3 separate regions of the Homo sapiens genome follow, and regions 2 and 3 are each linked to region 1. A link is a loop called in an ENCODE intact Hi-C map of the cell type or tissue named here. Cell type or tissue: heart right ventricle. All regions are shown on one strand.

Region 1 (8,000 bases):
CCCTGCTCTGTCACCCAGGCTCGAGTGAAATGGTGCGATCTCAGCTCACTGCAGCCTTCACCTCCTGGGTTCAAGCAATTCTCCTGCCTCAGCCTCCCGAGTAGCTGGGATTATATGCACCCACCTCCACGTCCGGCTAATTTTTTTGTATTTTTTATAGAGACAGGGTTTCGCCATGGTGGCCAGGCTGGTCTCGAGCTCCTGGCCTCAAGTGATCCACCCGCCTCGGCCTCCCAAAGTGCTGGGATTACAGGCATGAGCCACCACACCCGGCCTGTTTTTATTTTTAGAGTTATATATTGATTTTAAATGTATTAGGCAGTTTATAACTAGTTTAATATGATTTCATTTACAATATATTATTTTTTAGGACAGGGTTAAGAAAAAAAAGCTAGTTACTTTAAATATTAGGTGTATAGATATGGTTCACTTTGGAAAATTGAGTTTGATATTGCTCAAATGTTTTAAGCTTTTCTTGTCATCTTTCTAAAAGATTAATTCCTTCCTAAGGATTAATATTAATTCCTAATTAATATGCTTGGAATAAATATACCTAATTTACTTACCTAAAGATTTGTTTTAAGAGCTTGCCCTTTTATATTATTTGAAAAACCAAATGAATAATTTTGCCTGGCAAAATTCGCCTGTTAAGAACACAGTGACAGGTTTTGGGCAGCTTCAGAAGGTATAAGAAGCATAGTTAAAAACAAACAAACAAAAACAGGTTTGCCCTTAGCCCACCTGGTTTAGGAAGGGGAACAGTTTTTCTGTGATTTTGCAGTTAGGAGAAGTTATCATGTGTATAGAAGAGCAAACTTGTTATTTAAAGAATTCTGGGCCAGGTGCGGTGGCTCACGCCCGTAATCCCAATACTTTGGGAGGCTGAGGCAGGTGGATCACCTGAGGCCAGGAGTTCGAGAGCAGCCTGGCCAACATGGTGAAACCCTGTGTCTACCAAAAATACAAAAATTAGCTGGGTGTGGTGACGCACGTATGTAATCCCAGCTACTTGGGAGGCTGAGGCAGGAGGATCACTCCAACCCAGGAGGCAGGGGCTGCAGTGAGCTGAGGTCACATCACTGCACTCCAGCCTGGGTGACAGAGTGAGACTCTGTCTCAAAAGTTTAAAAAAGAATTCTGAGACAACCAGAGAACATGGCTCGTTACTGGTAAACTGGGCTGGGTGAAATGCCAGCTGGATAATTTGCTGCTTTTCAAGTGTGTACAGTGGATGAAAACTGAATCCACTCTTGCAGTGCTGTCAGTGGACAAAACTTTGACTTTTATCTTTAAATGTCTCCTAGGCATCAACAAGAGCCCACCAAGGACCCGGTCATCTTGAATGCCCTTTTGCATGTTTGCAAGACCATGCATGACTCTGTGAAGTAAGCCATGCTTACAGCTGAAATATAACATGGATTGGGTCTTAATGCCACCTAATAGGACATTAGGGAATGACTGCTTTAAGCTGCCACTGTGAATAATATTACTTTATTGGGAGTATTAAGATTTTTGCTAACGAGGACATTCCAATCCAGGAGAGGAAGGAGGCTGAGGTTAACCTTCTTGAGAAAGCGACGTGGCAGATGTTGTTAGAAAGGAGTTTATGTTGCGGGTAAAAAGCTGGTTCCATTCAAGTGAACTCAAACTCCATGTCTCTTGGAGATTTCTGAGAGCAGCAGATAGTGTAATAATGAGCTCACTCATCCAGTAATATAGCCTTTTTATTTCATCTCTATATTAGCCAATTATTTGAAATTCAAATGAAACTGCTTGAGGCTGAGACCTATCCACAGGCATTACCTTTCAGTCAAAGGCTGAATAGTCACTGCCTTCTGGTTTTTGTTTGTTTATTTTTAAAATATGTTTTCGTTTGACTGTGCTTAGGGCAATTCCTGCTTATTTGTGGCTGAAATTTTAGTCCCCCAAGAATTTTTAAACACAGCAACTTGATTTACTGGAAAATGTTACAAGAATGGAGAAAATTGTTTTGGAACTTAACCATCAACAAGATGAACTGTATTTCTTCTTTGTTTTCTCTGCATTTTAGAATCTTCACTTCCATGATTTTTTGTGCTTTCAAATTCATGGGTAGTTACAAAAATCAAAGTGTCGAGGCATTTCATAAAAATGGAACCGGTAGACTTTAGTTGGACAAAAATAGAAATAAAGACACAAAAAGCATCCAGAAAGGCACTTAGATTCGTGAGACATTGGGTTTTGGCTTAAGTAAAATAGAATGTTGATTTCTCTCTTGTTAAAATTGTGCATAGTAGACAGACCAGAAGGTAGGGGTAGGGCAGCTCTTCTTTCAAACATCATCCAGGGACCCAGGTTATTTCTGTCTTATTGTTCTCCCAGTCTATCTGGGGTGTTGTCCTTATCTTCTTCCTGGAAGCTGATGTACCTCAACCATGTCCACGTTCCAGCCTGTGGGCATTGGGGAACAGCAGCTTTCTTTTAGGGACAAAGCTGGGAAGGCTCACACATCATATCCCATTGTTCAGAACTGTCCCATAGCCACCCCTAGCTGGGAAGGAGGCTAGGGAATGTTGTTCTAAGAACAAAGTGGGGCTGGGCATGGTGTCTCACACCTGTAATCCCAGCACTTTAAGAGGCCAAGATGAGTGGATCACCTGAGGTCAGGAGTTTGAGATCAGCCTGGCCAACATGGTGAAACCCCGTCTCTACTTTAAAAAAAAAAAAAATACAAAAAATTAGCTGGGCGCCTTGGAACGTGCCTGTAATCCCAGCTACTTGGGAGGCTGAGGCAGGAGAATCGCTTGAACCTGGGAAGCACAGGTTGCAGTGATCCAAGATCATGCCATTGCACTCCAGCCTGGGCAACAAGAGCGAAACTCCATCTCAAAACAAAAACAAAAACAAAAAAGAACGAAGTGGGCATTTGTATTGAAGGACAGTGGGCAATCTTTGCCAAAACATTTTCTCCGAGAACAAACCAACAAACAAAAACCTTGACTCCTGTTTTCTCTGGGCTCTTAAAAATTTTTTTTTTAAATAACTTTGGGGAACTATTTATTCCCCAAATAACTATTTATTTAACTATCCAAGTATAATCAAAACTGTAATGACTTTTTCTTATTTATATTTGTGTTACATTTTCTATTAAATAGAAGCAACTGAGACCTGAGATTTACTTTACAATGTATCAAAAAAATAAGATGGATTGATGGATGGAGAGGGGAATGGATAATTATGTGTAAAACAAGTAAAATGGTGATGGCAGGATTTCGATGGTGTATGGGTGTTTACTGGAAAATTCTTTCAACTTTGCTGTACATTGGAAATATTTCTGTTTCCTTTTTGGGGAGAACGGGGTCTCGTCATGTTGCCCAGGTTGATCTCCAACTCCTAGGCTCAAACGAACCTGCTACCTCTGCCTTCCTAAGTGCTGGGATTACAGGTGTGAACCAGCACACCCCGCTGGAGATTTTTTAAATAAAATATTCAATGAAATTTCCCTGAAATACAAAATTTGACATTAGACCTTGCTGCCCAAGTTCCAAAGAAGTGAAAGTTACCTTTTCTTTTCTTGTTAATAAATCTATCTTGAGAACAGCATATTTGAGGGAGATGAGAAACATATTTAAATTATGTTAATTGTGATTATGTATTTTTATCAAAGGAAAAATAAGCAGCCTGTTGGCAGTTTTTTAAATCTAGAAAATGCAAAATGTTCTTACCTGTTAAATTACTTACCCCTTGTGTATTTTTTTCTTTAGAAACTTTCATCTATTACCTCCGTGTTAATTATGTACAATTATTGATTTTAGTGCACTCACTCTTGAGGATGAGAAAAGAATGCTGTCATATTTGATTAATGGATTTATAAAAATGGTAAGTATTAGGGAAGAAGTTTCAGTGCACTTGGAAGTGTGATGTAATTGTTTATCCTTATGTTGGCGAAAGCAGTTAACATTATGTTCTCTGGTGCTTTTCATTCTTAGTGAGATAAAATGAAATTAGAAAACATCTTACATTAGCCAGGACTCCCCTGGGGGCAAAGAGAGCCAAGACAAACTGGCTTAAGAGGAAAAAGGTGGGGGGCGGGAGGGTGATGGGAGGAGGGATTTCTTGGCTCATGTGACAAAAAGTCCAGGGGCTGGAACTCTCCAAAGCAGCAGCCGGGCTCAGGGTCTCCGGGATGTCATCAGGACCTGCCTTCCCTGTCTTTTTTCTTTTTTTTTTTTTTTTTGAGATGGAGTCTCGCTCTGTCGCCCAGGCTGGAGTGCAGTGGCGCGATCTCAGCTCACTGCAAGCTCCGCCTCCCGGGTTCACGCCATTCTCCTGCCTCAGCCTCCCGAGTAGCTGGGACTACAGGCGCCCGGCACCACGCCCGGCTAATTTTTTGTATTTTTAGTAGAGACGGGGTTTCACTGTGTTAGCCAGGATGGTCTCGATCTGCTGACCTCGTAATCCGCCCGCCTCGGCCTCCCAAAGTGCTGGGATTACAGGCGTGAGCCACTGCACCCAGCCCCCTGTCTGTCTTTAGCCCTGGGCTCTGCCCTGTTGGCCTCCGGCTCAGCTGGGCTTGCCCCACCAGAGCTCCAGGTTTCCATCCCCCCCAGCTCTGCAGCCCAGCAGGTGGGATTCCAGCAAAGTCCTGGGATTGAGTCTCTTTGGATTAACATGGGTCGTGGCCCCAAGCACACCTGGGTGACCTGAGTCAGGAGGGCCGAGAGTGGAAAGAAGGTGTGTCCTGAAGCAGCTGATGCAGATCATCAGACGGTGATGGAAACTATGCCGGGCAGGCAAAACGCCAGATATCCACTCCCCATCTGTTTTACTTATCTACTGCTGAGTAACAGCTCATCCCAAAACTTAGTGGCTTTAAATAACAGGGCTTTTTTTTGCTGTTTTTTTTGGGGGGGTCGAGACAGGGGTTTCCAACTCCTGGTTTCAAACAATCCTCCAGCCTTGGCCTCCCACAGTGTTGGGATTACAGGCCTGAGCCACTGCGCCCAGCATGAGTTTTTTATTAGTTCTCAAACTCTGCGGATCAGCTTGGTAACCAGGCTGCTACAGGGAGTGTGGTGTGGCACTGGCGTGGCACGATTGGGCTGGAGGATCCACAGTGGCCTTGTTCCCTTCTCCAGGGTTTTGGTGCTGGATATGGGCTGGGGCATCTTGGTTTTCTTCCATGTCCTCTCTTTCTCACCACTGTTCTCAGTCAGTGATTCCAGTTGAGCTCTCTTACTTGGTGCTGCCTTCTATGAAGGCACAGACAGAAGCAGCAAGGCATTTTAAGGCCAAGGCTTAGAAATCACACAGTGAGGCCAGGCGCGGTGGCTCACATCTGTAATCCCAGCACTTTGGGAGGCTGAGGCAGGTGGATCACCTGCGGTCAGGTCGAGACCAGCCTCACCAACATGGTGAAACCCTGTCTCTGCTAAAAATACAAAATTAGCCGGGTGTTGTGGTGCATGCCTGTAATCCCAGCTACTCGGGAGGCTGAGGCAGGAGAATCGCTTGAACCCGGGAGGCAGAGGTTGCGGTGAGCCAAGACCATGCCACTGCACTCCAGCCTGGGCAACAGAGCAAAACTCTGTCTTGGGAAAAAAAAAAAAGAAATCACACAGTAAACCCCTGCCATATTCTACTGCAATCTGTGGGTCAAAGCAAATCACAGTCTTGAGGGGACCCAGTCTGGAGGGGAAGAGGCTCTGCCTTTTGATGGGGGGTAGTCCACAGAGACATTGCAGAAGGGCAAGCACAGTGGGAAGGTTTCCTGCAGCCTCCTTTGGGAACATCCCACCATTATACTATCCCAGCCTGAACAGTCTTCACCTTCATTCTGGGTGCTCTAAGCCAAAACACCAACTGCTGCAAATATCTTCTATTTTAATAGAAAAGTCAGGACCAAAGCTGACTGAGATGAAAATGACGAGATCACTTTGAAAATAACCTTGAAATTCTGACTTGTTCAATAGTGCGGGTTGATTAGTCTACCTGACTCTGCGGGTAAAATATCAATTTTGATGAAAATTCAGGATTAGCCTTTCAATTCCCGTGTTAGGAAACAGACATATGGATTTTCCCAAGTCGCTCTCCTTTGCCCTTGCTTTTTGTACTCATCATGTGGTATTTATCTTTTTACGGCATTGTCTGAAAGTTACCAAGTTATTATGGAAAAGAATATAAGGAAATCAGATATGAAACATGATAGCTGTAATGGAAATGGCAATGTTAAACCTCATCTGGACAAAAATGATTGATGTACAGTAAAGTTTTTCTTACTAACCAGCTATTCATAAATTTGAAGAAATAGGAGAAGAGAGGATGTTTAATGGTGGAAAAACTTCCATCTATGGCTTCTGTAGCCACCAGTGAGCTGCCAAGGTTGGGTCCCCATCAGGAAGCAGAAAGGTGTGACTGTTACGATGGCAAACCTTCTGACAAGGGGCCCCCAATAACCACATTTATGTTCTGTGAAAAGGCCACAGCTGACAAACAATATCCCATTATTCCCTTTCCAGTGGTTTCCTTCAGAGTCTGGAAAATTCTGCTTACACTCTGAGCTTCTGTTTTATACCCTTCGACTTCTTAGGTTCTAGTCCAGTGCCCACGTCATAAAGATGAGGTGGCAATAATAATATTTCAGTCATACCATGTGCCTGCGTTCTCTCTAAAAATACCACTGTCCCTTTCAGCGTCTTTCTCCTTGATTCTAGGTTTCCTTTGGCCGTGATTTTGAACAACAGCTGAGTTTTTATGTTGAGTCCAGGTCGATGTTTTGCAATCTGGAGCCTGTTCTTGTGCAGTTGATTCATGTAAGTATTTTCATTCATTAGTTTCTTCTCTCAGTAAATATTTATTGATCATCTACATCCCAATCATTTATTTTGATTTTATTTTATTAGAGACAGGGTCTCACTCTGTCACCCAGGCTAGAGTGCAGTGGCGCAATCATAGCTCACTGTAGCCTTGAACTCCTGGGCTCAAGCAATTCTCCCTGTCTCAGCCTCCTGAGTAGCTGGGACTACCAGCTCAAGCCACGATGCCCAGCTATTTTAAATTTTGTTTTGTGTTGTTTTTTGAGAGATGGGGTCTCTGTGTTGCCCAGGCTGGTCTCAAATTCCTCACATCCAGCATTCCTCCTGCCTTGGCCTCCCAAAATGCTGGGATTACAGGAAAGAACCACTGCGCCCACCCTTAATCTGGGTTTTTTCTGGTCCTATTTTGTTACTCTTCTCTATGGTATGAAAGGTGGTTTCTCAAAGGTTAATAAACTTACAACTTTGGTTTTATTGATCTGTTTTTCTGTGAGATTTGCATTTTCCCATTTCTGCCTGCCAGCAACAGAGGTAAGTGATTTACAATGATTAGTTACAGAAATCTAACCAGAAGGAGCCCCTTCTTACGTAACAAGAGGTTCCCTACTTTCTTGGATCATGGCAACTCTCAGTAACTTTTTATGGTGCCCTCAGACCAAAAGAATTAATAACAGCCCTGTTTATTAAGAAGTTAGGTTCAGGCTGGATGTGATGGCTCACACCTGTAATCCCAGCACTTTGGGAGTCTGAGGCTAGCAGATCACTTGAGGTCAGGAGTTTGAGACCAGCCTGCCCAATATGGTGAAATGCTGTCTCTACTAAAAATACCAAAGTTAGTCAGGCGGGGTGGCAGGCACCTGTTGTCCCAGCTACTTGGGAGTCTGAGGCAGAAGAATCGCTTAAATCTGGGAGGTGGAGGTTGCAGTAAGCAGAGATCGCGCCACTGCACTCTACACTCTAGCCTAGGCAACAAAGGGAGACTCCATCTCAAAAAAAAAAAAAAAAAAAAAAGTTAGGTTCAGACAACTTAAGTATTTATGTCTAACAACTTGACAGCCATTTGAAGAAAGTATATATATAAATTGAAAGAAAAATAATACTTTTTTTTCCTTTTCTTTTTGAGCTGGAGTTCTTGCTTTGTTGCCCAGGCTAGAGTGCAATGGTGCGATTTTGGCTCACTGCAACCTCCACCTCCCGGGTTCAAGT
Region 2 (8,000 bases), 51 kb after region 1:
TGAGACAGTCTCACACTATTGCCTGGGCTGGAGTGCAGTGGCATAATCTCGGCTCACTGCAACCTCCGCCTCCCGGGTTCAGGCGATTCTCCTGCCTCAGCCTCCCAAGTAGCTGGGATTACAGGTGCCCGCCACCACACCTGGCTTATTTTTTGTATTTTTTTAGTAGAGATGGGGTTTCACTATGTTGGCCAGGCTGGTCTTGAACTCCTGACCCTGTGATCCGCCTACCTCGGCCTCCCAAAGTGCTGGGATTATAGGCGTGAGCCACTGCACCCGGCCTGGACCTGGTGAGTCTTGAAGACCTGCCTGTGTCTGAATGACAAGACAGGGACTCTGGGACACCCGGTAACTCTCTGCACCACCCCACGTCTCATGCAGAGCCCGGCCTGCGGCAGATGCTCCATCAGTTCATGGTGAATCCCTGATAGCGTGGGATTGCTATACCTGGGCTCTTTCAGTGCCCACAACAGCCCTGTGAGATGTAGATGCTGTGTTTATTTCCATTGAATGGGGAGGGAAACTGAGGCTCAGAGAGGGTTATTCAGAGCCGTTGATATTTCCTCTGGCTGTGATGAAACAGCAGAGATTCTAACCCGGATTCCCAAACCTGAACTCTGCACTGCTACATTGCCCTCCTCAACCAAGGCCTTTCCACTTCACTTTTCTTTTTATTTTATTTTTTTTGAGACGGAGTTTCGCTCTTGTTGCCCAGGCTGGAGTGCAATGGCATGATCTTAGCTCACTGCAACCTCCACCTCCCAGGTTCAAGTGATTCTCCTGCCTCAGCCTCCCAAGTAGCTGGGATTCAGGTGCCCGCCACCACACCCGGCTAATTTTTGTGTTTTTAGTAGAGATGGGGTTTCACCATATTAGCCAGGCTGGTCTCGAATTCCTGAGCTCAAGTGATCCTCTTGCCTCAGCCTCCCAAAGTGCTGGGATTACAGGCATGAGCTATTGCGCCCGGCCAATATATACCCATTCTGTCCAGGGTGTTCAAGCGTGTGTTTGAGAGAGTAGGATTTTTTCTGGCCTCCAAGTTCAGGGGCACTGCCCGAAGGGCTGGCCTTAGGGTTAGTAGTTGAAAGGGCAGAGACCTACATACCCAACAGTTGCAGAAATGCTGCAGCCCTGGGGGCCCGTAGCACCTTCTGTAGGGAGGGAGGGTATGTGACTGTGTCCTACTGACCCTGGGGACCCCGAGCTGCAGTACCAGAACTCTGAGCAAGTTAGTGCCTGGAGGGCTCTTGGTTGTTTGTGGAAAGAGTGGCATTGGAACCCCAGTTTCTTCTTCAGGAAAACTGGTTTATCAAACCCGTGAGTATCAGACGAGGCAACTCTCCTAGAATGATTGATACCAGAGGCTGGGAAGGGTATGTGGATGTGTGTGTTGCGGGGGGGCAGGGGAGGGCAATGAAGAGAGGTTGGTTAATGGGTACAAAGATAGATACAGTTAGAAGGAACAGGCCAGGCACAATGCCTCAGACCTGTAATCCCAACATTTTGGGAGGCCCAGGTGGGAGGATTAGTTGAGCCTAGGAGTTTGAGACCAGCTTGGGTAACATAGTAAGATCCTGTCTCTATTAAAAAAAAAATTAAAAATTAGGCCAGGTACGGTGACTCACGCCTGTAATCCCAGCACTTTGGGAGGCTGAGGTGGGCGGATCACTTGAGGCCAGGAGTTCGAGACCAGCCTGGCCAACATGGCAAAATCCCACCTCTACAAAAAATACAGAAAAAATTAGTTGGGTGTGGTGGTGTGTGCCTGTAGTCCCAGCTACTTGGGAGGCTGAGGCAGAAGAATCGCTTAAACCCGGGAGGCGGAGGTTGCCGTGAGCCCAGATCATGTCACTGCACTCCAGCCTGGGCGACAGAGTGAGACTCCATCTCAGAAAAAAATTTTAAATTACCCGGGCGTGGTGGTGAGTGCCTGTAGTCCCAGCTACTGGAGAGGCTGAGGCGGGAATTGAAGGCTGCGGCGGGAACTCGAGGCTGCAGTGAGCTGTGATCATGCCACTGCACTCCAGCCTAGGCAACAGAGCAAGACCCTGTCTCCAAAAAAAAAGAAAAAAAAAAAAAAAAAGAAAAAAGGGGGAATAAAAGGGAATAAGTTCTAATGTTCAATAGCAGAGCAGAGTAACTACAATTAACAACAGTGTATTATACATTTCAAAATAGCTATAAGAGAAGACTTGAAATGTTCTGTACACATAGAAATGATAAATGCTTAGGCGACAGACACCCCAAATACCCTGGCACAATCATTGTAATTCTAGGCATGTAACAAAATACCACATGTACCTCATAAATACACACAAATATTATGTATCAATAATTTTTAAATGTTGCATATCTGAGGCTCATGAATCAAGATGAGAAAATAAAACCCTAAATACACATTGTTTTAAAAGACCTTTTACAAACATGCACAAACACTCAGCAAGGGTTCATACCTCTTCCGTTTTCTGTGTAGATGGTTTTCAGGAGAGAGCCCTTTCAGCCTACAGGAATAATGGAAGCCCATCACCTTTAGCTTGTACTAATTAGATCCCCCCAAGGAAAGCTTGTCTTAGCTTTTTCCCCTGATTTCTTTTCTTTTTTTTTTTTTCTTCCAGAGACAGGGTCTTACTCTGTCATCCAGGCTGGAGTACAGTGGCACTACCTTAGCTCACTGCAGCTTCAACCTCCTGGGCTCTAGTGATCCTCCCATGTCAGCCTCCCAAGTAGCTGGGACTACAGGCATGTACCACCACACCCAGCTAAGTTCTTATTTCTTACACAGCCGAGGTCTCTCTGGGTTGCCCAGGCTAGTCCTAAAATACTGAGCTTGGCCGGGCACGGTTGGCTCATGCCTGTACTCCCAGCACTTTGGGAGGCTGAGACAGGCAGATCACTTGAGGTCAGAAGTTTGAGACCAGCCTGGCCAACATGGTGAAACCCCACCTCTACTAAAAATACAAAAATTAGCCGGGCGTGGTGGCACATGCCTGTAATCCCAGCTACTTGGGAGGCTGAGGCAGGAGAACTGCTTGAACCCAGGAGGGGGAGGTTGCAGTGAGCTGAGATCACGCCACTGCACTCCAGCCTGGGTGACAGAACGAGACTCTGTTTCAGAAAAAAAAAAAAAAAAGACAGAGCTCAAGTGATCCGCCCACCTTGGCCTTGGGCTCCCAAAGTGCTGCGGATTCTGGGCGTAAGCCGCCATGCCCAGCCTTCCCCTGATTTCTTGAAACCATTGGTTCTGGCTCCGCCCTCTAGTCCAGGGACCTCTTAGAACAATGATGTGTGTTTGACAAGCCACACCCACAGAACACTTGACATGTGGTTCAAAATTACGTGTCTTCATACCGAGGCAATAGGCTGGGTTTAATCAGAGGTGGTCACTGACAGCATAAATGATCATAGCCCAGAAGTCCCAAGCTTGCAAGAAAAATAAAGCCCAGAACCATATAATTTGGAGCTATTTATATTTAACATTTATGTCTCTTTCTCTGGTGGAGAGAGGGGTTGATGGTGATAGTGATTCTGAAAGAATAGCAAAGATGGAATGTTTCTGAAGAACATTTCACGTGGCATCAATACCAGCGATGTTCACTGAAAATGTCTGTCCATATGTGCACATTTATTAGAAAAACATCGGTCAGGCATGGTGGCTCATGCCTGTAATCCCAACACTTTGGGAGGCTGGGGAAGGAGGATTGCTTTATTCCAGGAGTTTGAGACCAGCCTGGGGAACATAGTAAAACCCCATCTCTAAAAAAATTTTAAAAGTTAGCCAGGCATGGTGGTGTGCACCCTGAGTAGCTGGGACTACTCAGGAGGCTGAGGTGGGAGGATCGCTTGAGCCCAGGAGTTTGAGGCTGCAGTGAGCTGTGATTGCACCACTACACTCCAACCCTGGCAGCAGAGCAAGACCCTGTCTCTAAAATAAATAAATAAATAAAAACATGGTCATATGGGTGGACCAAGCTGAAACTGAACATGTTATCCTTCTTTTATTTTATTTTTTTTTTGAGACAGTCTTGCTCTGTTGCCCAGACTGGAGTGTAGTGGCACAATTTCAGCTGACTGCAACCTCCACCTCCCAGATTCAAGTGATTCTCCTGCCTCAGGCTTCCGAGTAGCTGGGACTACAGGCGCGTGCCACCACACCTAGCTAATTTTTTGTATTTCTAGTAGAGACGGGGTTTCACTGTTAGCCAGGATGGTCTCGATCTCCTGACCTCATGATGCGCCCGCCTCAGCTTCCCAAAGTACTGGGATTACAGGCATAAGCCACCGTGCCCGGCTATCCTTTGTTTTAATGGTGCAATTTGAAGTTCAGCTCAACAGCCATACTGGAGTCCTCTGAAGTCTGGTACCCCAAGAGCATGAGGCTTGGTATCCAGGCCCATCACAGACCAGGAAGGGCCTGGTGGATTTCTCCCCACTGAGTGGGGTGGGCGGCTTCTTGCTGTTGGAAAACCCTGATGCCTGTGCCGTTCTGAGAATCATATCGCAGCTCTGGTAGCAACCGTGCTTCCAAAGTCATCCTCTAAGGCCACGTGAAGGTGCCAGCCTCATTTTAATCACAAGCTGTATTTTATGAAGTTGTTTGTTTGGGTGTGGTGGAGCTGGGAACCATGCCAAACCCCGAGAGCTTCCTGGAAATGACAGTTCTCATAGGAAAAGCAGCTCTTTTCTATTTAAAACCTCTGTGGCGAGGGGAGGGGATCAGGCCCTGATTTGGTTCCCAAGCTACGTGTTTGTATTTTTCTCGGTGTTTGAATATATCAGCTGGCATGTGTCTCATCCCTCAGACACGTCTCCAATGATTTCACTTTTAATGGGCTTTGGCATTTAAAACACATGCGAATTGAGCTTTTTGCTAATTGAGAAGATATGGAATGGAGAAATAGCCAATTAGGTATTGTGCTGCTTGTCTGACTTTTAAAACAGTTTCTCCCACTTCAGTGAAAGGTAGTCAAAGGGCCTCTCTCCAAGGAGACTTTTAGTTAGCTCTGAAAGAGTTTTATTTTAGCTTGGTCTTGTAGATTCAGGCAGAAAGTGGGGCTCCCGTTCTCCCAGGTGTCAGACGAGGACCAGGTTAAAAGGAGAGCAGGATGGGCTCAGGTTCCCACTTGGGGCATAACTGCATTGTCTGTTAGAACAAATGAAGGCAGAGCAGGTGGTCGCCAGCCAGTTTGCGAGTCCGTGCCCAGCAGGTGCCAGCCCGCGTGCCCTGTGCCAAAGCGCTTTTCTCTTGTAGCCCGCGGGCCTGGGCGCCCACAGCACAACCTGCTCCCTGATGATTGGGCTCTTTGCCGTCGGCTCTGCTGCTTCTGTGACTGTCGCTGCTCTAGGCTGTTGCCAAGGCAGGCTCAATTTTGCCCGGAGTGGGGAGGGGAGGTGCCGAAGAGTCTTAATTACCACTCAGCCACCTTGCCCAACTGCATTTGAAGCTGTTCCTTGACTTTTTCTTTAAGACAGGGTCTTGCTCTGATGCCCAGGCTTGAGTGCGGTGAGATCATAGCTCACTGCAGCCTCAAACTCTTGCCCTCAAGTGATCCTCCAGCCTCAGCCTCCTGAGTAGCTGGGACAATAGGTGTGTGCTACCATGCTCAGCTAATTTTTTTTTTCTTTTCACTAAAAGACTTTAAATTCTCACTTGGGAAAGGACAGTAAGAAGGGGTAAATCAGTTGGCATAGCAGCTCGCAGGCGCCATGTGAATTATCTGTGGAACGTTGGATGGATAGACGGTTGATAAGTTGGTTTTAGCCACCGAGAGTAGTTGAGAAAAGCAGGAAGAAATGTGTTTTGGTGTAAGCCCAATCAAGCCATTCTTAATCCCTGCATACAACTGCATAGCCAAAGTTGGCTCATGGCACTGGCAAGTCAGCCCTTTCTGAGTGCGATTCCTGATAAGATGCGACCCTGAGTGTGTGGCCTGGAGAGGGCTGTGAGTACGAGCACAGGCTCTGGAGTCAGAGAGCTGGAGCTCGGACTCCCCTCTGCATTGTGAGGACCCATCTGTGGTCCTTGGGCAAGTTCCTAACCTTTCAGAGCCTCAGGTGCCTCATCTGCAGAATGGGAGCATATTCATTTCCTGTTGCCACCATAACCCGTTGCCACAAACTTGGCATCTTAAAGCAGTACCCATTTTTGATCTCACTGTTTGGTAGGTGAGAAGTCAGTGCTAGCTGGGGCCGGCGTCTCTGTTCTGGGTTTCACAAGGCCAGAATCAAGGTCTTGCTGGCTGGGCTCTTATCAGGAGGCACTGGAAAGAATCTACTTCCTTGTTCCTTCAGGGTATTTGCAGATTGCATTTCCGTGTGATCATGGACTGAGATCCTGTGTCTGTTGGCCAGGTGTCCTTCTCAGCTTCTAGAAGCTGTCTGTGTTTCTCAGCTCATGGCCACCACTGGTGGCCCAGGTTCTCCTCATGCCTTGAATCTCTGGCTTCCCTTCTTCCTCCTCTTTCCTGTTTTTCTCTTCCACTGCTTGTCTCTGATTCTGGTCGGAGAAATGCTTCTGCTTTTAAGGGCTCCAGTGATTCGAGGGCCCACTCAGGTCATCTAAGATATGCTCCCTACCTTAATTCCATCTGCAGTCTCTCCACAGCAGCACCGGGATTCATGTTTGAATAACGGGAAGGAATGCTGGGGGACACCTCTAGAATTCTATCATGGGCGGTTAGGAGTGTACCTGCCACGGAGCTGTCATGAAGGTTAAATCACGCGAGTTGTATAAAGCACAGAGCAGAATCCCTGGCACACTCTTAAGGGCTCTTACACGCATTCACTGTCAGGGAGCAGACATGAGACTCTTGGCAGCACTGATGTTGTGCAGATGTGGGATCTGCCGTGGCCCCATGGGCTTCCTGAACAGCAGGTACCCACCTGTTGATGTGGCTTTTCCAGGGGCCTTCGTTTACCTTGGGGAAGTTGTATCCTCTCTCCTGGGCCTGGTGTTGCATTCTGGAGATTTATTTTCCCTTTTGTCTTTATCACTCAAAGCTGGAGTTCAGGTTCGGTCTGCCGTGACACTGTGGTTAGACTTTTTTTGGCAAGATACCTCTCACATCAGATGATTGAGCAAGAAAGGAAAGATCTGATGTCAGCGTGTAAAGGCTGGATATGGGCACCAAGGATTGGGGAGCTCAGTTCGGGAGATGTGTTTTGGTCTTTATTACCGGCAGCCCAGGGGCAGGAATACTGACTGCAGCTTTGGGTAGTTTGAGGACACATCTGAAAGAGGTGAGCTGAAGCCTTTCAGTTTTCAGCTGTACTTGCATTAAAGCAAGGCTTGTCCCTGCTGGGGTACCCTTCATTCCTCGACCTCACTGACTGGTGAGTTTCTTCCATTTCATGAGTAATGACCATCTGTGGGCACAGAGCTTCGTCATCTTACTGAATCCCCGCCCTTTGCAGGGGTGACCTTACTGTCACTTACAGATGAAGCAGCTGGGACTTTGGGAGGTTCAGCAGCTTGCCCTACAGCAAATACATGGCAGAGCTGGCACTGGAACTCAGGCATGACCTACCCCAGAGTCAGCACTGTCCACAGCATCTCTGCGGGGCACGGCCTGAGCCCCAGTGCAAGGCAGTAACCTCCCTTTTCTGTTTCAGGCCCTGAAGCGCCAGAGCTCGTTGGGCCTTTCCTTCTTTAACAGCATCTTGGCCCATGGGGACCTACGCAACAACAAGCTCAACCAGCTCTCCGTCAACCTGTGGCACCTGGCACAGAGGCACGGCTGTGCAGACACCAGGACCATGGTGAGGCGCTCGGAGGGCCCCGTGGTATAAGCCCACTGGCCAGTGCACAACCACCCTCAACACAGCATTGTGGCCTGGACATCAGACAGACAACCCCATACTCCCCTTTTAGAAAAGCACTTGGTCCATTTCTACTGGATCACTTCCTAGCAGTAAAAAGCAGAGCTGGCCAGGTGTGGCAGCTCATGCCTATAATCCCAGCACTTTGGGAGGCTGAGACAGGAGGATCGCTTGAGGCTAAGGGT
Region 3 (8,000 bases), 60 kb after region 1:
TACTTCTGACTGTCTTCCTCCAGAAGAGAAAGACCGTGTCTAAATATATTATCCTGGTTTGTTTTGCAGCCACAATTCTAAACAGCATGTGATTCTGTCTGCTTTTCTTCCAACAGTTTGGTGGAACCTGATTCTTCTATTACGGCTGGTGAGCTTGCACCGACATTTCATTTTGAATCAGTAAAAACATTCATACTGATGGGTGATTCATCATCTCAGCCACTGCCATTATGAAAATGCATCCACACTGTGGATTAAAAATGCCCCAAACTATTGTGCTTCTACAAGATCCACACTGGAACTGGACATAGATTACATTTCATCTTTACTCTGAGAAATACAAGACTACAGTTGAACACTCAGTTAACCTCAGACAGTAAAAGGGGCTAAAAAATTTTTTTAAATCAATTTATTGGCCGGGCACGGTGATTCACGCCTGTAATCCCAGCACTTTGGGAGGCTGAGGCAGGCAGATCACCTGAGGTCAGGAATTCGAGACCAGCCTGGCCAACATGGTGAAACCCCGTCTCTACTAACAATACAAAAATTAGCCAGGCGTGGTGGCACACACCTGTAATCCCAGCTACTTGGGAGGCTGAGGCAGGAGAATCGCTTGAACCCAGGAGGCGGAGGTTGCAGTGAGCCGAGATTGCGTCACTGCACTCCAGCCTGAGTGACAAGAGCAAAATATCATCTCATCTCAAAAAAAATTAAAGGACAGCAGACACTAATGAATGCTTCTTTCCCTCCCCTCTACTAAATCATACAGAAACTCAGACAGCATTGTGGGGTGGCTCAGATACTCCCAAGTGGCCTTTATTTCACAAAATTCTGTTTTTTTTTCTTTTTTTTGAGACAGTTTCACTCTTGTTGCCCAGGCTGGAGTACAATGGCGTGATCTCGGCTCACCCCAACCTCCGCCTCCCGAGTCTAAGCAATTCTCCTGCCTCAGCCTCCTGAGTAGCTGGGATAACAGGAGTGCGCCACCACACCCAGCTAATTTTGTATTTTTAGTAGAGATGGGGTTTCTCCATGTTGGTCAGGCTGGTCTAGAACTCCTGACCTCAGGTGATCCGCCGCCTCGGCCTCCCAAAGTGCTGGGATTACAGGCGTAAGCCACCGCACCTGGCCCACAGAAGTATTTTCATTAAAATTATTTTATCTACTTTTACTGTGTGATGCTATAAAATGAAAAACAATTGGCAAATTCACAAATTATGTTCTTCAAGTCATTTCTTCTCCTCTGAGGCTGAACGTGGTGGGCAGCATTAGTTCCCAAGCCTAGGCCAGTGAATTCTTACCGCTCTCACATTACACCTGAACTTGGACTTTCACATGAGGTCGGGCACCCATTATATCAAAGGTGCTTCTGAATCCTGTCATGTGGCCCAGGCAGAGGCTTAGATTTTATATGTCCTTGTGTGTGCAGTTTCCCCCAGCCCTTTACTGAATCAATAAGCCGGTCTCTGAAAACACTGGTCTATGTGAGATGAAGTCTATCATTAGCAAGGATGGAGCAATAAGATGTCAGCCAGAATTGTAGAAAATAAAAATGATGGGGCCTGGGTGCGGTGGCTCATGCCTGTAATACCAACACTTTGGGAGGCTGAGGTAGGTGGATCATGAGGCCAAGAGATCAAGACCATCCTGGCCAACATGGTGAAACTCCATCTCTACTAAAAATACAAAAAAAAATTAGCTGGGTGTGGTGGTGCTCACCTGTAATCCCAGCTTCTCAGGAGGCTGAGGCAGGAGAATCGCTTGAACCCTGGAGGTGGAGGTTGCAGTGAGCTGAGATCACGCCTCTGCACTCCAGCCTGGGCGTGGAGTGAGAGTGAGACTGTCTCAAAAAAAAAAAAAGAAAGAAAAACAAAACCATGGCAACTTCCACATGAGACTTACTTACATTAGGTCTTCTATTGTTACTTTAACAAATTGCCACAATTGTAGCGGCTTAAAACATAATGTTGTCATCTGACGGTTCTATAGGTCTTAAGTCCGCCTGGTCTCACTGAGCTAAAATTAAGGCATCAGCAGGGCTACGCTCCTTCTGGGAGGCTCTAGGGGAGAATCTACTTCCTTGCCTTTTCCAGCTTCTAGACAGCACACACATTCCTTGGCTTCTGACCCTTCCCTTCCCATCTTCAAAACCAGCAGTGTCTAGTCAAGTCTTTCTTAAGTCTCTTTGATGTGGACTCTTTTTTGCCTTCCTCTTCCACATTTAGGGATCTTTGTGATTCCTCCGGCCCACCCAGAAACACGGGATCCTCTTCCTGTTTTAAGGTCAGCTGATTAGCAAACTTAATTCCCTTTTGTTTCGTAACCTAACAAATACACAGGTTCTGAGGAGATGTGGTAGGAAGGGGTGTTATTCTGCCAACTTCTTTTGTGAGGACTGTGTCTATTTGGCAAATTTTTTTTTTTTTTTGGAATGGGGTCTTGCTCTGTCACCCAGGCTGGAACACAGTGGTGCAATCATGGCTCACTGCAGCCGTGATGGAGGGTGGTGCTCAAACCAATGTTAATTTACAAAGGATGGGAGCTCAGAGTGATTCTCCCAAGACAAGACTGCCAGAGGGTGGGGTCCTGCTCATCTGAGAGATGGTGATCTGCACTGGCAGAAAGCAAAAGGACAAGATTAAGTCCATTCTGAAGACACCCAGCATTGTGGTGTCTTGGCTGCCCAACCTCCACTGGTGAGACGTAAAGTTCTTATGTATATAGAAAAGCAATAAAGCTCCCCCTGTGCAAATGGAACTCCTAAGCCAGTGGTGATGTTGAGTTAGAAAGTCACAGCCTATTACAGACAGAATTTACACCAGGGGCAAGGCCTGACCATCACACCCTCATGAGAGCTACCAGTCACCAGGGCTTGGATGGGAGCAACACAGCGGACATATGATCACCTCTCCACAATCACCCAAAGACAGTTTTTTTTTGTTTGTTTTTGAGACAGAGTCTCATTCTGTTGCCCGGGGCTAGAGTGTGCAGTGGCACCATCCCAGCTCACTACAACCTCCACCTCCCGGGTTCAAGCGATTCTCCTGTCAGCCTCCTGAGTAGCCGGGATTACAAGCCCGTGACACCACACCCACCCAGCTAATTTTTGTATTTTTAGTAGAGACGGGGTTTCACCATGTTGGTCAGGCTGGTCTCGAACTCTTGACCTCGTGATCCGCCCACCTTGGCCTCCCAAAGTGCTGGGATTACAGGCGTGAGTCACCGCACCTGGCAGAGCACAACCTTTTTAACAGAGCTAAGGCAGGCCAACGTCAGGGTGACCTCTTGGCAAGATAAAAACTATGAGTAGTAAACGGCCGATTCCAGCTACTCAGGAGACTGAGGCACAAGAATCGCTTGAACCCAGGAAGCAGAGGTTACAATGAGCCGAGATCACGCCACCACACTCCAGCCTGCGCGACCGTGAGACTCCATCTCAAAAAAAAAGAAACGAACGGCTGGTTCCTGTTTACACCAGGCACATTCCTGTAGTGTTGCTCAAGGTCAGGAGGGATTTGTTTCTCCATCAAAGGAGGAGGTGCCCAGAAGGCACTCACTCAAATCCAGAACACTGCCTCTTGGGCTTTCCACGGCCTCTCCCATTATGTATCTCAAGGTTGAATCCAGGAAAGAAAGGCAGGACAAGTTCACGTCCTGAGGGAAGTGGCCCAAGTAGGTCCTTGTAGCACATACTTGTCCAACTATTGACCTGGCCAATGCTTGCGGATCAGGGTTCAGAGCCAGGGAAACTGCCTGAAGTGCCTGCCTCACCTCTGCCCAATGGGCAGCTGTGGACACCATGGCCACTTCACCAGCATCCACTCTTCTTGACTGAAGGGAATCACCAGCCTTCCCATGACAGGGGCGGGTGCAGCTATGGGCAGATGACTCATTGCCCAGCAATGGAGGCTTCTGGAAGTTTCCTTGAGACACAAAAAGGCTTTTCTTCCTCTGGAATGTTCTAGGGTCTTGATATGCTGCCTGGAACTGTTACTGCCATCTTTGTACTAGCCTTGATGAAGCCAACACTGGAGATGATGGAGAGAATGCTTCCTTGGCGAGCTGTTGAACCAGGCCCTAATCAGGCCTTCCTGCCACGTGAGACTGAACTTTCTGGCCATCGAGGCCTGCCTGGGCTGGGATGTCTGTAGGAGGCATGTTCAGGCCAAACGATCGTGAAAATGTCCCAGTCAGAACCTGTATTTTGGGATGCAAAAAGCTAGGTGAGTGGAAAGAAGGTGGTCACAGATGGTCACATGCGACTTGGGCCACTGGACCTGGAGCTCTTTGAGGCTTGCTGTAGAGTCCAGGCTTGGAAACGCTGTCCCCACAGCCGATGAGGCAACTTCCCGTGTCATCTCCACACGTTCATCTCCTCCTGGCATTCAATATCCACCTACAGAAGTCACCTGGGATTCTCTTCCTTGTGATAAAAAAGAATCTCATCAGACACATCCCTGGGGCTGGGCACAGTGGCTCACACCTGTGATCCCAGCTCTTGGGGGCTGAGGCAGGAGCATGAGTTGAGTCCAGGAGTTTGGGACTAGCCTGGACAATATAGTGAGACCCCATCTCTACAAAAAATTTTAAACACTAGCTGGTTGTTGTGGTGCACACCCACAGTCCCAGCTACTTGGGAGGCTGAGGTGGGAGGATCACTTAAGCTGGATAGGTAGTGGTTGCAACAAGCCGTGATATGCCACTACACTCCAGCCTGGGTGACAGAGTGAGAGCCTATCTCAAAACACACACACACGTCCCTGGGATCTGCCATTGATTCATTTGCGGGACTAACCACTCTTCCTAAAATGCCTTGTTCAGAATCCAGTCAAAGCACAAAAATCCTACCTCAGCACTTAGGGCCGAAGGGACACCAGTGGAAAAGGCAGGACTGGTTTAGAGGCACATTTCCCAGCAGCAGCAGCTCAGTCACATGTGTTTGGTAACAACTCAGACACCTCTCTGCCTACAGCTGCTCTATGACAGGGGAAAGGAAAAGGAAGGAAAAGGAGTTTGCGATTCTCCGTTCCTCATTCACTCCACTTTTTATCAGAGATGCAGACTTGTCATAAAACTTTTTCCTCCATCTAAAGACATTTCAATCCCCAACGAGGATTCTGGTGGAAATTCCCTAAAGGGGACATTCAGAGTGGCGAATAGTGAACTTAGGGCTTCGGGTACAAAAGTACAACACCCTGCACTTAGTGGCTGGGTGACCCCAGGCAATTTTATTACTTTATCCCTGAACCTCAGTTGCCTCATCTATAAGATGGGGCTAATAATAGCACCCATTTCATAATTATGAAGATTAAATACATTAAGGAAAACACTAGTATGTCCCTAGTACCTGCTAAACACTCAACAAAAGTTAACTGTACATACTGATGTCTCAAACAGGGACGGAATGTTTAACACAGAAAACAGGAGGTTTTAGCACTCACTCGTTCTCCTGGCTCCCGAAATATGAGCTGCCCTGCCCCAGTTCATCCAAGCCCATCAATATAGTTGTCCTCGTCCTTAATCTCCACAGGTGTTCAATGTGAGCCAACTGTCAGATGGCTTTCATTTGCACAACTGAATAAACCATTTATGCCTAGTGTTCCATTACTGGAACGCTAAGCTTATGGGAGTTATTTATATCTTACTGCTCGAGGTCCTCACCAAGATCTGATTTTTTCACAAAAAAAATTTGTAATCTCCAGCATAAATGGAATAATCAAAGCAATTGTGGCAGTTTTGGGGGGACAAAACTCTAGAGTTTAATCTTCCAGCTTGACTGACTTGGAAGCGTTCCTGTCAATGTAAAAGATCTTGTTGGGGGCGGTGGAGAAGCCGAGGCCGGCTCCCCGGCTGTACTTCCAGCTCATGGCCCGGTCGTAGTCCCGCTGCAGATTCTGCTGCAGGCTGTCAGCCGCCTTCTTGCCGAGGGCCATGTTGGGCCTTGCAATCGTGCTGGCGGGGCGGCTGAACGAAGGGGACAGGTTTTTGAAGCCACCCATAAGTCTGAGAAATTTCAGTTTTTGGTCCTCGTTCTCAAAACCAGCAGTATCCCACTGGCCAAACTGGGTTCCCTGTGAGGAGAGGAAAAAGGTGGCTATTTTCCTTGAGTTCAAAGCCCTTTCCTTCCCTTGACCCCCACCCTCATCAGGGAGGGCCCAGCAGATTAGATGGCTGCTGTGTACCAGGCACAGTGCTAATAAGCTCAACAACGGATTATTCCGTTAATCCTAAAGACAGCCCTATGAGAAACACTGTTGTTATTCCCATTGCACAGAGGAGAAAATAGAGGTCTGCAGCTTAGCTGGAGACAGAAACCTAACTAGTGACCCCCAGAATTCCAGCCCAGGTCCAGCCAACACCACTGCCCACCTCTGCACAGAGCTGCCTTTCTGCCTTCCTCCTCCTTTCCTAACTCATGGCACACGGCACAGTGTGCCTCACTTCACAACAGCGCACTCCCCCCACCACCCTACACTAAGCATTTCCCCCCACCTCCCTACACAGTGCACCTCCCCTCCCCCACCTCCCTACACAGCACACTCCCCCACCACTCTACAGAGCACACTCCCCCCACGACCCTACACAGAGCACTCCCCCCACCTCCCTACACGGCGCACATGGCGCACCTCCTCCCACCACGCTACACAGCACACTCTCCCCCTACCATCCTACAAAGCGCACCTCCCCTAACCACGCTACACAGTGCACTCCCCCCACCACCCTACACATCGCACTCCCCCCACCTCCCTACACAGCACACTCCCCCACCTCCCTACATAGCACTTCCCCCACTCCCTATACAGCGCACCTCCCCCCACCTCCCTACACAGCGCACCTCACCCCACCATGCATCTCACAAGACAGCACACCTCCCCCACCTCCCCACAGGGCGCACCTCCCCTGCAACACAGGGCACCCCACAGCCCAGCAGCCGGGCGCACTCACCCAGCAGCCTAACGTTTGGGTGAATTGGAGGGTGGGAGAGGGCGAGTGGGAATCTGAAGTGTGCTTCTCAGAAGCACTGTTTTATGGCGGGAACGGGTGCGGGCCCACAGGGGTAAAAGGTCACACAGCCAAGTCAGACTGAGCCAAGCCCAAGAACTCGGGGGTCCCCATTCCAGCCAGAGTGCGCTACCACCCATGTGCAAGAAAATGCAGGAGAGCCCTCCAGACCCCCTTCTCCCAGGTCGGTGGGAGAGGAAAGAAACTCACCTCCCAAGAAGACTGTGACTCGGAAGTCAGGCAGCCCCGGGAGGAAGCCTCCCCTGGGTGACCCTGCTCAAGTCCCCTAACCTCTCTAAGCCTTGGTGCCCTCATCTCTAAGGTGGGGTGATAACATCCCCCTCACAGGGCTTCAGTGAGACATACGTCAGATTTGACACCAAAAGCCCAGTGCACGATGCATGGCACACCTCAAGCCCTCAGTGACTGGCCACTCCTCTCCCCCTACCCCAACCAGACTGCTGACATCGACGCTGCCTGGGAACTTCCCGCCCACAAGCCAGAGGCCAGCCCAGCACTTATTTCTGGGTTGGCTTTGGGAAAATAAGAACCAGTTGTCACTACAGCTGCCCTGAGTGAACCGGTGACACATTCTCCCAGCTTCATGGTGGCCCAGATGCAGGAATAATGACAGCTCCCCTGCCCTGCAGTTTCTAGAGTGAGAGGCCATCTATGACCACCCCACATGGGTTTTGGGGAGAGCAGGAGACTGCTAGCTGGTCCTGCGTGAACCAGCACTTCCAACGGCTGCTGCCCACCCAGAGGACCACTTCACCACGTCTCAGTGGCATGGCATGTCCCAGCCCCTGTGCCCCAGGATCACTCTCCTGCCGTCAGGTCCTTCCAGGGACAGCCCCCCGGGACATCGGCTCCGAATCACACTGCCTTTTTTCTTGCCCTCCCTATTCAAGCTGGATGTCCCATCAGCTCGGCTCAGCTCAGCAGGGTGGCATGGAGAGAAAGGGCACCCCAAGGCAGGACCCATAACAAAGCCCCAC

The links. A loop is a pair of places that touch in the nucleus more often than their neighbours do. Peaks named below come from ENCODE experiments on the same cell type or tissue, not always from the same donor. Only the 100,000 strongest peaks of a DNase experiment are listed, where the experiment ranks them.
Region 2: it touches region 1 in a loop (2.5-fold over the local background); 9 of 110 quality-filtered maps call a loop at or near these places.
Region 3: a loop joins it to region 1, with 2.6 times the contacts of the local background. A loop is called at or near these places in 11 of 110 quality-filtered maps.

The regions. Positions count from the first base shown.
Region 1 is chr16:19,641,092-19,649,091 of GRCh38, forward strand. It overlaps VPS35L (VPS35 endosomal protein sorting factor like), which reads left to right. Exons shown (of 31, transcript NM_020314.7): 22 at 1,305-1,385; 23 at 3,795-3,858; 24 at 6,693-6,791. Among named protein-coding and RNA genes, the nearest start is that of KNOP1, 73 kb to the right of the region's middle. In heart right ventricle, no CTCF peak of the experiment used is centred here; DNase peaks (open chromatin) are centred at 4,060 and 4,770; H3K4me3 peaks cover 1,234 bases; H3K27ac peaks cover 4,246 bases.
Region 2 is chr16:19,691,894-19,699,893 of GRCh38, forward strand. VPS35L (VPS35 endosomal protein sorting factor like) reads left to right here. Exons shown (of 31, transcript NM_020314.7): 30 at 7,609-7,755. Among named protein-coding and RNA genes, the nearest start is that of KNOP1, 22 kb to the right of the region's middle. RefSeq lists enhancers at 6,888-7,543, 7,544-8,000. In heart right ventricle, no CTCF peak of the experiment used is centred here; a DNase peak (open chromatin) is centred at 4,628; H3K4me3 peaks cover 1,013 bases; H3K27ac peaks cover 5,710 bases.
Region 3 is chr16:19,701,151-19,709,150 of GRCh38, forward strand. It overlaps VPS35L (VPS35 endosomal protein sorting factor like), which reads left to right. Exons shown (of 31, transcript NM_020314.7): 31 at 1-13. It overlaps KNOP1 (lysine rich nucleolar protein 1), which reads right to left. Exons shown (of 5, transcript NM_001012991.3): 5 at 787-6,071. The coding sequence ends at 5,760. Among named protein-coding and RNA genes, the nearest start is that of KNOP1, 13 kb to the right of the region's middle. In heart right ventricle, no CTCF peak of the experiment used is centred here; no DNase peak of the experiment used is centred here; H3K27ac peaks cover 5,807 bases.